2 separate regions of the Homo sapiens genome follow, and region 2 is linked to region 1. A link is a loop called in an ENCODE intact Hi-C map of the cell type or tissue named here. Cell type or tissue: Caco-2. All regions are shown on one strand.

Region 1 (4,000 bases):
ACCCCCAATGAACCCTGATGCTTAGGCTGCAGCAGGCTAACAGGAGAGACTTGCTGAATGAATGAATGGTTTTTCCTGGAGTATTCCTCTGCTACCCATCAACATGGCAACTTCCTACTTATCCTTCAAGGCCCAGTTCAAATATTGCTTCCTATTGAGCATTCCCTTTTCTGTATCCCATGGAATAAACTGCCCCTGTGTCCCTAAAGTGTTCTATACAAATACTCATGAAGATACTTGTTGCCTTATGGTTGTTTACTTACCTGTTTGTCCCACTGAACTGGGCTTAAAGGACCATGACCTACTCATTTTTTATTCCCCAGCATTTAGTATAGTGCCTGGCACCCAGTAGAGGTTCAGTTAGGTGTTTGCGTTAATCAAATAAGTCCACTGCTTTCAGAATAATAGAGGAGATGATGTATATAGTTAAGCTCAGAATCGATGAAGCTTAAAGAAAATAACTGCTTAGATGGAGCTCTAAGTTTTTATTGTTTTTTCCCCTCCAGGCCATGCCAAACATGAGCCAGCAGTCCACAATGGAAGGACAGTGAAGACTACCTCCAGAAAGCTCTAGAATGGGGGCTTGGGGGAAAATGGGATTTTAAGTTCAGTTCTCAGTTATCTAAAATTAAGGCAGGCTTAGTAAAACCACCGAAGGGATCTAAAATGACTGGAGAATGGTTAGAGACCTGGTTATCTAGAAAGAGGGGGATTCTAGAGACCATACATAGTCACTTAAAAAGCAGGGGTGTGCCAGTAGTCCCAGCTACTCAGGAGAGGATCGCTTCAGCCCAGGAGTTTAAGGTAGGCCTGGGCAACACAGCAAGACCCAGTCACCAAAAACAAAAAAACAAAAAAGTTAGGGATGAGTATGGTAAGTGACCACACGCAGTAGCCTAGTTTGTGGAAATATGTTCTTTTTGTACTTTCCACAGGGACCAGGCAAAACAATCATATTCTCTTCTCATAACAGAGCAGCTCAGAGGAGTATGTACGTATGTGTGTGTACACATACGTACCTATTTTGTTTTATTTTTTAGAAACAGGGCTGTGCTATGTTGCCCAGGCTGGATTTGAACTCCTGGGCTCAAGTGATCCTTCCACCTTGGCCTCTGGATTAGCTGAGACTCTAGGCTTGTGCCACCATGCCCAGCCACATGCACGTGTTGAATACTCATTCTGTACCAGGCACTAGCAAGTGCAATTCTGAAGGGGGAAGTAATCCCCCAGGACAAGTTAACACCCACTTAGAGTATGAACCACTTGGTTCCCAGAGGGGAGAAGTACCTTTCCCAAAGTCACATAACACAGCAAAGATAGACTCTCAGTTTAGTGTTCCTCCCACCAGCTAGTTCCATGGCTCTCTCTACTGATTAACAGAACCAGCTAATGGTCCTTCAATAATCCCACGCTCACAATGCCACAGTAAGATTTAAAGATAGCTTGTATTTTAGTTATACCTAATCCAGGTCTGTGACAGGGATAAAGGGAAATCCTCATAGTCCTGGATTCCAAAGGAGGTATGAAGTCTACTCCCGCCTGGGCCCTAATCCACAATCTGTCTATAAAAGACATCTCAGCCAGCTTTATTCTGGTGCTTCCTGCACCTGGATGAGAGACAGGAAGCAGCATATCACACTTACCTGAGGTCTCTGGCGGTTATAATGTTCTGCAAGGACTGGCCAGCCCTGTCAACTCAATCTAAAGCAGTTTAACCAGTCAATGCAAAAGTTACACTGCCTTGAAGAACAGAAAGATAAAGACAGCCCAGATGATCCCAAGGAAAGTGGTAGGTTTAAGTTTTGTGTAATGTGAGGCATTATCACCTCCCCCCGTGGCTTTAGGCGCAGCATTAGTCACCTGCTAAGGAATTGTTCTGATGGATGAGATAAGACTCAGGTAAGCAACAGGGAGCCCAAAGGTTAGTGGCAAGAGCCTTTCATTCAAGGGAAGAAAAAACTAACAAAAAAGGGGTTTACTTCACAACCACTTTCAAACTAAATTCCATGGGGATATTCAAGAATACATGTTCTTGTTAATCTGAGATACAAAAAGAGGTCTAGGCATACAGATGTTCAACACATTATTACTTATGGCATTAAAAAACTGGAAACAATCTCAGTATCCAAAAACAAGGAATTGGTTAGAAAATTCTGGTATATCCATATGACAGAATCTAGCTTTATGATGAGAAGACCTCATGCTGAAGACCCGAGGCTTATTTAAATCGATCAATAAAAGCATATCCAGCAGCCATTAAAAATTATCTCATGTATGATTCCATTTATATGAAATATCCAGAGCAGATAAGTCTACAGAGACAGAAGGTAGATTGGTTGGTTTCCAGAAGCTGAGAGAAATGGGAAAAACTGGCTTAGCAGATAAGGGTTTTTACCTTGGAGTGATGGGACTATTCTGGAACTAGACAGAGATGATGGTTGTAAAACACCATGAATGTGGTGAACACCACTGATTTGTTGACTTTAAAATAGTTAATTTTATATTACATGAATTTTACCTCAATAATTTTTTTCTTTTTTTTTTTTTTTTTTTTTTTTGAGACAGAGTCTCGCCCTGTTGCCCAGGCTGGAGTGCAATGGCACAATCTCAGATCACTGTAACCTCCACCTCCTGGGTTCAAGCAATTCTCCTGCCTTGGCCTCCTGAGTAGCTGGGATTACAGGCATGCACCACCACGCCCGGCTAATTTTTTGTATCTTTAGTAGACACGGAGATTCACCATGCTGGCCAACTTGGTCTCAAACTCCTGACCTCGTGATCGGCCCACCTCGGCTTCCCAAAGTGCTGGGATTACAGGTGTGAGCCACTGTGCCTGGCCTTACCTCAATAATTTTTTAAGATCATATCTCAGCCAGGCATAGTGGCTCACGCCTGTAATCTCAGCACTTTCGGAGGCCAAGGTGGGAGGACTGCTTGAGCCCAGGAGTTCAAGACTAGCCTGGGCAACATGACAAAACCTCACCTCTACAAAAAATTTAAAAAATTAGCTGAGCATGGTGGCACACACCTGTAGTCCTACGTACTCAGGAGGCTAAGGTGGGAGGATCAATTGAGCCCGGAATGCTAAAGCTGCAGTGAGCCATAATCACACCACTGCATTCCAGCCTGGGCAACAGAGCAAGACTCTGTCTCAAAAAAATAAAAATTAAAATAAAAAAGGTCACGCTTCAGAGGAAAACTTTGTATCATAATGCAATATTTATGGGATTTTTTAAGTAAAAACAGAAAAAAGAATATCTGTGTATGCATGATTCCAAGTTGTGGTGAGGAATAATGTGCGTATATGCATGAGAAAGGAAAGACTGGCAGCGTAGACATGCAAACAGCCACAAAGAGTGATTAACTCTGGATGGAGGAATAATTAGTATAGTTTTTACTTTCCATCTCTGTGCTTTTCCTCTGTATTTCCCAAATTTTCTACGGTCTAATATGCATTATTTCTGCAATAAGAAAAAGAACTATTCTGCAAGTGCAAGATATACAGATGTATACATGGAGAATGTAAGACCTCAATAATATTTAAAATGTCCCCAAAATCTAGAAGGAAATATGCTAAAATCGTAGCTATCATAATCCTAGGATGGTAGGATTATAGGTGACTTATTTTCTACTTTGCTAATTGCTCAATTGCACAGCCGATGTAACCAGAGCAAAACATACTGAAAAGAAGAAGAAAGATGAACACTGTAACCCAGAAGCAGAATGGGCAGTACCCATTGGAAAAACAGAAGTGTCAATGCTGGGGTGGGTACAGGCGGGTGGGGGGAAAGAGGCCTAGAGCCCTACCTAAGCCAGGAAGCTCCTTTTGTTTACACTTGCTGGCTGGCCACCTGCCATTGCACCCTTTCAGACGTTAGCCCAGCTTCCCTGACACCACTGTTGTTTCGTTTTTTGTTTTTTGTTTTAACTTTTATTTTAGGTTTGTGGGTACATGTGAAGGTGTGTTACATACGTAAACACATGTCACATGGGTTTGTCG
Region 2 (4,000 bases), 170 kb after region 1:
TTGAACTCCTGAGCTGCTGGAATTACAGGTGTGAGCCACCACACCGGGCTATAGTCTGTTATGTCTAAGAACCACCCTTACTTCCAACTAGACTTAAGGCAAATCCTGATCATATTATTTCATCTACAAATACTGTTATATATCTCTAAAAAATAAAGTTTCCTGTAATAAGTACAATACCATTATCCCTCCTAAAATAATTAACAATAATTACTTAAGACCATAAAATATCTAGTCACTATTCAAATTTCTCTGATTGTCCCATAAATGATGTTTTTTAAAAACAGTTGGTTTGCTTAAAACAAGATCCAAGCAAGGCCTAACACTTGCATTTGGATGTCTTTTTTTTTTTTTTTTGAGACGGAGTCTTGTTCTGTCGCCCAGGCTGAAGTGCAGTGGCACAATACATTTGGATGTCTTTTTAAGCATCTTTTAATTCAGGGTCAGCAAACTCCAACCTGCCTTTACAGAGTTTATTTATAGCCACATGTAAACAAACTGGCCTTCACACCTGGCTTTGTAAATAAACTTTTACCAGACATAGCCATGCTCATTTGTTAATGTACTGTCTACGACTGCTTTTGCATTTGTGACAGAGTCTATATGGTCTGCAAAGCCTAAACTACTTTTATCTGGCACCCTTTACAGAAAAAGTTTGTTAACTCTTGTTTGGTCTCCTTCTCTTTTTTTCTATTTATTTGTTGATGATACCAGGCCTTTTGTTCTGTAGAATTTTCCATATCCTGAATTTTGCTGGTTATACTCCTCTGGTGTCATTTCACATGTCCTCCTGTATTTTCCATAGAGAAGAAGTTAGACCTAGAGGCCTGATTTGATTCAGATTTAGTTCTTTGGCAAGAATACTTACTATTTTGCAGTTGGTATTGTATACTACTTCTAATTCTATCAAATTAAAAGGTACACACTCTTTGGGTTATCTCTCTGTGATGTTACTATTGATCAGTTTAGTTCTAGTGCCATCAGTTTAAGCCATCAATTATGAAGTTGCAGAAAAACTATTTAATGGTTTTAGGAAGGCATTTTCACAGATTTTAAGGTTTTAAAACAAAAAACAAAAAAGGCGGCACTGATGATCACTGCTTACATCAATGGTTCTCAACTGGGAGTGATTTTCCTTCCAGCAGACATTTGGTAATTTGGAAATAATTTTGGTTGTAAACTGAGGGGGACAACTGGCATCTAATGGGTAGAATCTAGGGATGCCGCTAAACATCCTACAATGCACAGAACAGTCTTCCACAACAAAAAATTATTTGGTCTGAAATGTCAATACTGCCAAGATTGAGAAACCCTGGCCGAAATCTATTATTTCAGCATGGGTTGCAAAATTATAATATTCTAATTCTATCATTCCTTCTGCATCTATTATCTAAAGATTTTCACTGTTTTTTTTTGAGATGGAGTCTCGTTCTGTCGCCCAGGCTGGAGTGTAGTGGTGCAATTTCGCCTCACTGCAAAACTCCACCTCCCGGGTTCAAGCAATTCTCCCGTCTCAGCCTCCCAAGTAGCTGGGACTATAGGCACGAGCCACCATACCTGGCTATAACTTTTTTGTATTTTTAGTAGAGACAGGGTTTCGCCATATTGGCCAGAGTTGTCTCAAACTCCCGCCTTGGCTTCCCAAAGTGCTGGGATTACAGGCATGAGCCACCATAACGGGCTAGCTAAAGATTTTCTATAAAAAAAACTTTGTCATATCAATTACTGCTAGGCATGGTGGCTCACACCTGTAATCCCAGCACTTGGGAGGCTAAGGCAGGTGGATCACTCGAGGCCAGGAGTTCGAGACCAACCTGGCCAACATTGCAAAACCCTGTCTCTACCCAAAACACAAAAATTAGCCAGGCATGGTAGCACACACCTGTAATCTCAGCTACTCTGGAGGCTGAGGCATGAGAATCACTTGAACCTAGGAGGCAGAGGTTGCAGTGAGCCAAGATCATGCCATTGCACTCCAACCTGAGTGACAGAGTGAGACTCTGTCTCAAAAAACAAAAACAAAAACAAAAAAAACTTTGCCACCTCAATTATTTAGTAACCCTCAGAAATAACTGTAAAGGAAAGACAGGTTAACTGCTTAATTCTGTTTATATGCCAGTTTTCAGAAAAATTAGTTAAGAACTCATTTGTGCTGGACATGGTAGCTCACGCCTATAATCTGAGCTACCGGATGGGATCGGATGGCGGGAAGATGGATCACTTGAGGCCAGGAGTTTGAGACCAGCCTGGGCAACAGTGAGACTCCATCTCTACAAAAAAAAAGTTTTTTAAAAAAGAACTCATTTGTTATTAAGGCTGAATGAAATGCCTTTGAGTCATTTGGCTTCAATAATAGTGACCATTAGGTCATATAAGATTGCATCTTCAACAGAAATTATTTCATAAAGAATTTCAAGACTAGGATTACTAATCATTATAACACAGTGGTTAACTCAACTATATTATATACTGTTTCTCTACATGTACTAATGTAGAGAAACAAAGTGTAATAATAATAATCATCTCTCTTAATCATCTTCCCTCTTAATTTCTGAGTATTCCTTGAACGTGAAGTCCTAACATTACCAAGATCGCCTGCACTACTTGGCAGTCTCAAGCTTAATACAATCTATTCACTATTTTAACAGCAGAGTGTTGGATGCAAACTATTTAAATGTCTAGCAGAAGTCAACTGCCCTTCACTTGATAGTCTCTTGAATTATGAAAGAATATTATATCATTTATCTAACAAAACCATTTATTACTAGACAATAAAAGTGGCAAAATGTGATAGTTCTCTAATTATGCAAAGACTCCTGGTGCTTTCAAGAGCAAGAAGGTTTTCAGAATTTATTTATAAAAATTAATGATAATGATGAAATTGTATTTAACTTTCATATAACTGCTCTCTGACACTAATTTATCAAAGACAGTGGTGAATACAATTCTTCACAGTATATAAGCATATTCTGTTTTAGAGTAGTAATGTATTATATTTAGCAAAAGGTTCCTAATACACACCATTAACAGTAATCCCTTCAACTGCCTTTCTTTAGCCTTTGGTAGTTCAAAATTATGTCAGGTATTAAAATCTGAATCCACCAAAATGTAGAGAACAAAAAATCTTATACTGCCTCCTCAAATAGGGGGGAAGCGACTAAAATAAAGAAAAATATTTTTAAAATAAATATGTGTTTTTTTTTTCTTTTGGAGACAGAGTCTCGCTCTGTCACCCAGGCTGGAGTCCAGTGGCGCAGTCTTGACTCACAGCAACCTCTGCCTCCCAGCCTCAAGCAATTCTCTTGCCTCAGCATCCCAAGTAGCTGGGATTACAGATGTGCGCCACCACACCTGGCTAATTTTTGTATTTTTAGTAGAGATGGGGTTTCACCATGTTGGCCAGACTGGTCTCGAACTCCTGACCTCAAGTGATCCACCCACCTCAGCCTCCCAAAATGATGGGATTACAGGTGTGAGCCACTGTGCCCAGCCAATAAATGTTATTTTTAAGCACATGGGAAAAGAATATTTCAAGAACAAATTTGTCAAGTCAGTGTTTTGAACATCCTATTATTGTCAACAGATGATTACTGGCAAATCAAATGGTGTATTTGCCATTTAAGAAGAAAAAGTATTAGATTAGCAGAAATTTTCATTCTCGGTATTTGTTTTAAGTTAAATAGATCTATTATTAAAGCATTTCCCAAACTGTCCCAAGGGACACAAGGTTTCAAAAGATATATTCTAGAACAACAAAAAAGTGTCATGGTATCAACTAAGTTTCAGTATGTTAATATAGGGTAATAGTTCAGAATGTAGACCCTGTAGCCAAACTGCCTGGTTCAAATCCCAATTCTACCACATACTAGCTAAGTGCCCTGGGGAAAGTCACTTAATCTCTGTACTTTGATTCCCCCCACTCCGTAAAAAGGGATAAAATCACCACTTATTTCATAGAGCAGTTGTGAGAAATATAAGGATACCTATGTAGCACTCAGAT

The links. Hi-C counts contacts between places; a loop is a spot of excess contacts. Peaks named below come from ENCODE experiments on the same cell type or tissue, not always from the same donor. Only the 100,000 strongest peaks of a DNase experiment are listed, where the experiment ranks them.
Region 2: a loop joins it to region 1, with 23 times the contacts of the local background. A loop is called at or near these places in 1 of 110 quality-filtered maps.

The regions. Positions count from the first base shown.
Region 1 is chr11:16,955,164-16,959,163 of GRCh38, forward strand. The region is part of intron 3 of PLEKHA7 (pleckstrin homology domain containing A7); the gene reads right to left. Among named protein-coding and RNA genes, the nearest start is that of SNORD147, 31 kb to the left of the region's middle. In Caco-2, no CTCF peak of the experiment used is centred here; a DNase peak (open chromatin) is centred at 1,838.
Region 2 is chr11:17,124,117-17,128,116 of GRCh38, forward strand. The region is part of intron 13 of PIK3C2A (phosphatidylinositol-4-phosphate 3-kinase catalytic subunit type 2 alpha); the gene reads right to left. Among named protein-coding and RNA genes, the nearest start is that of RPS13, 48 kb to the left of the region's middle. In Caco-2, no CTCF peak of the experiment used is centred here; no DNase peak of the experiment used is centred here.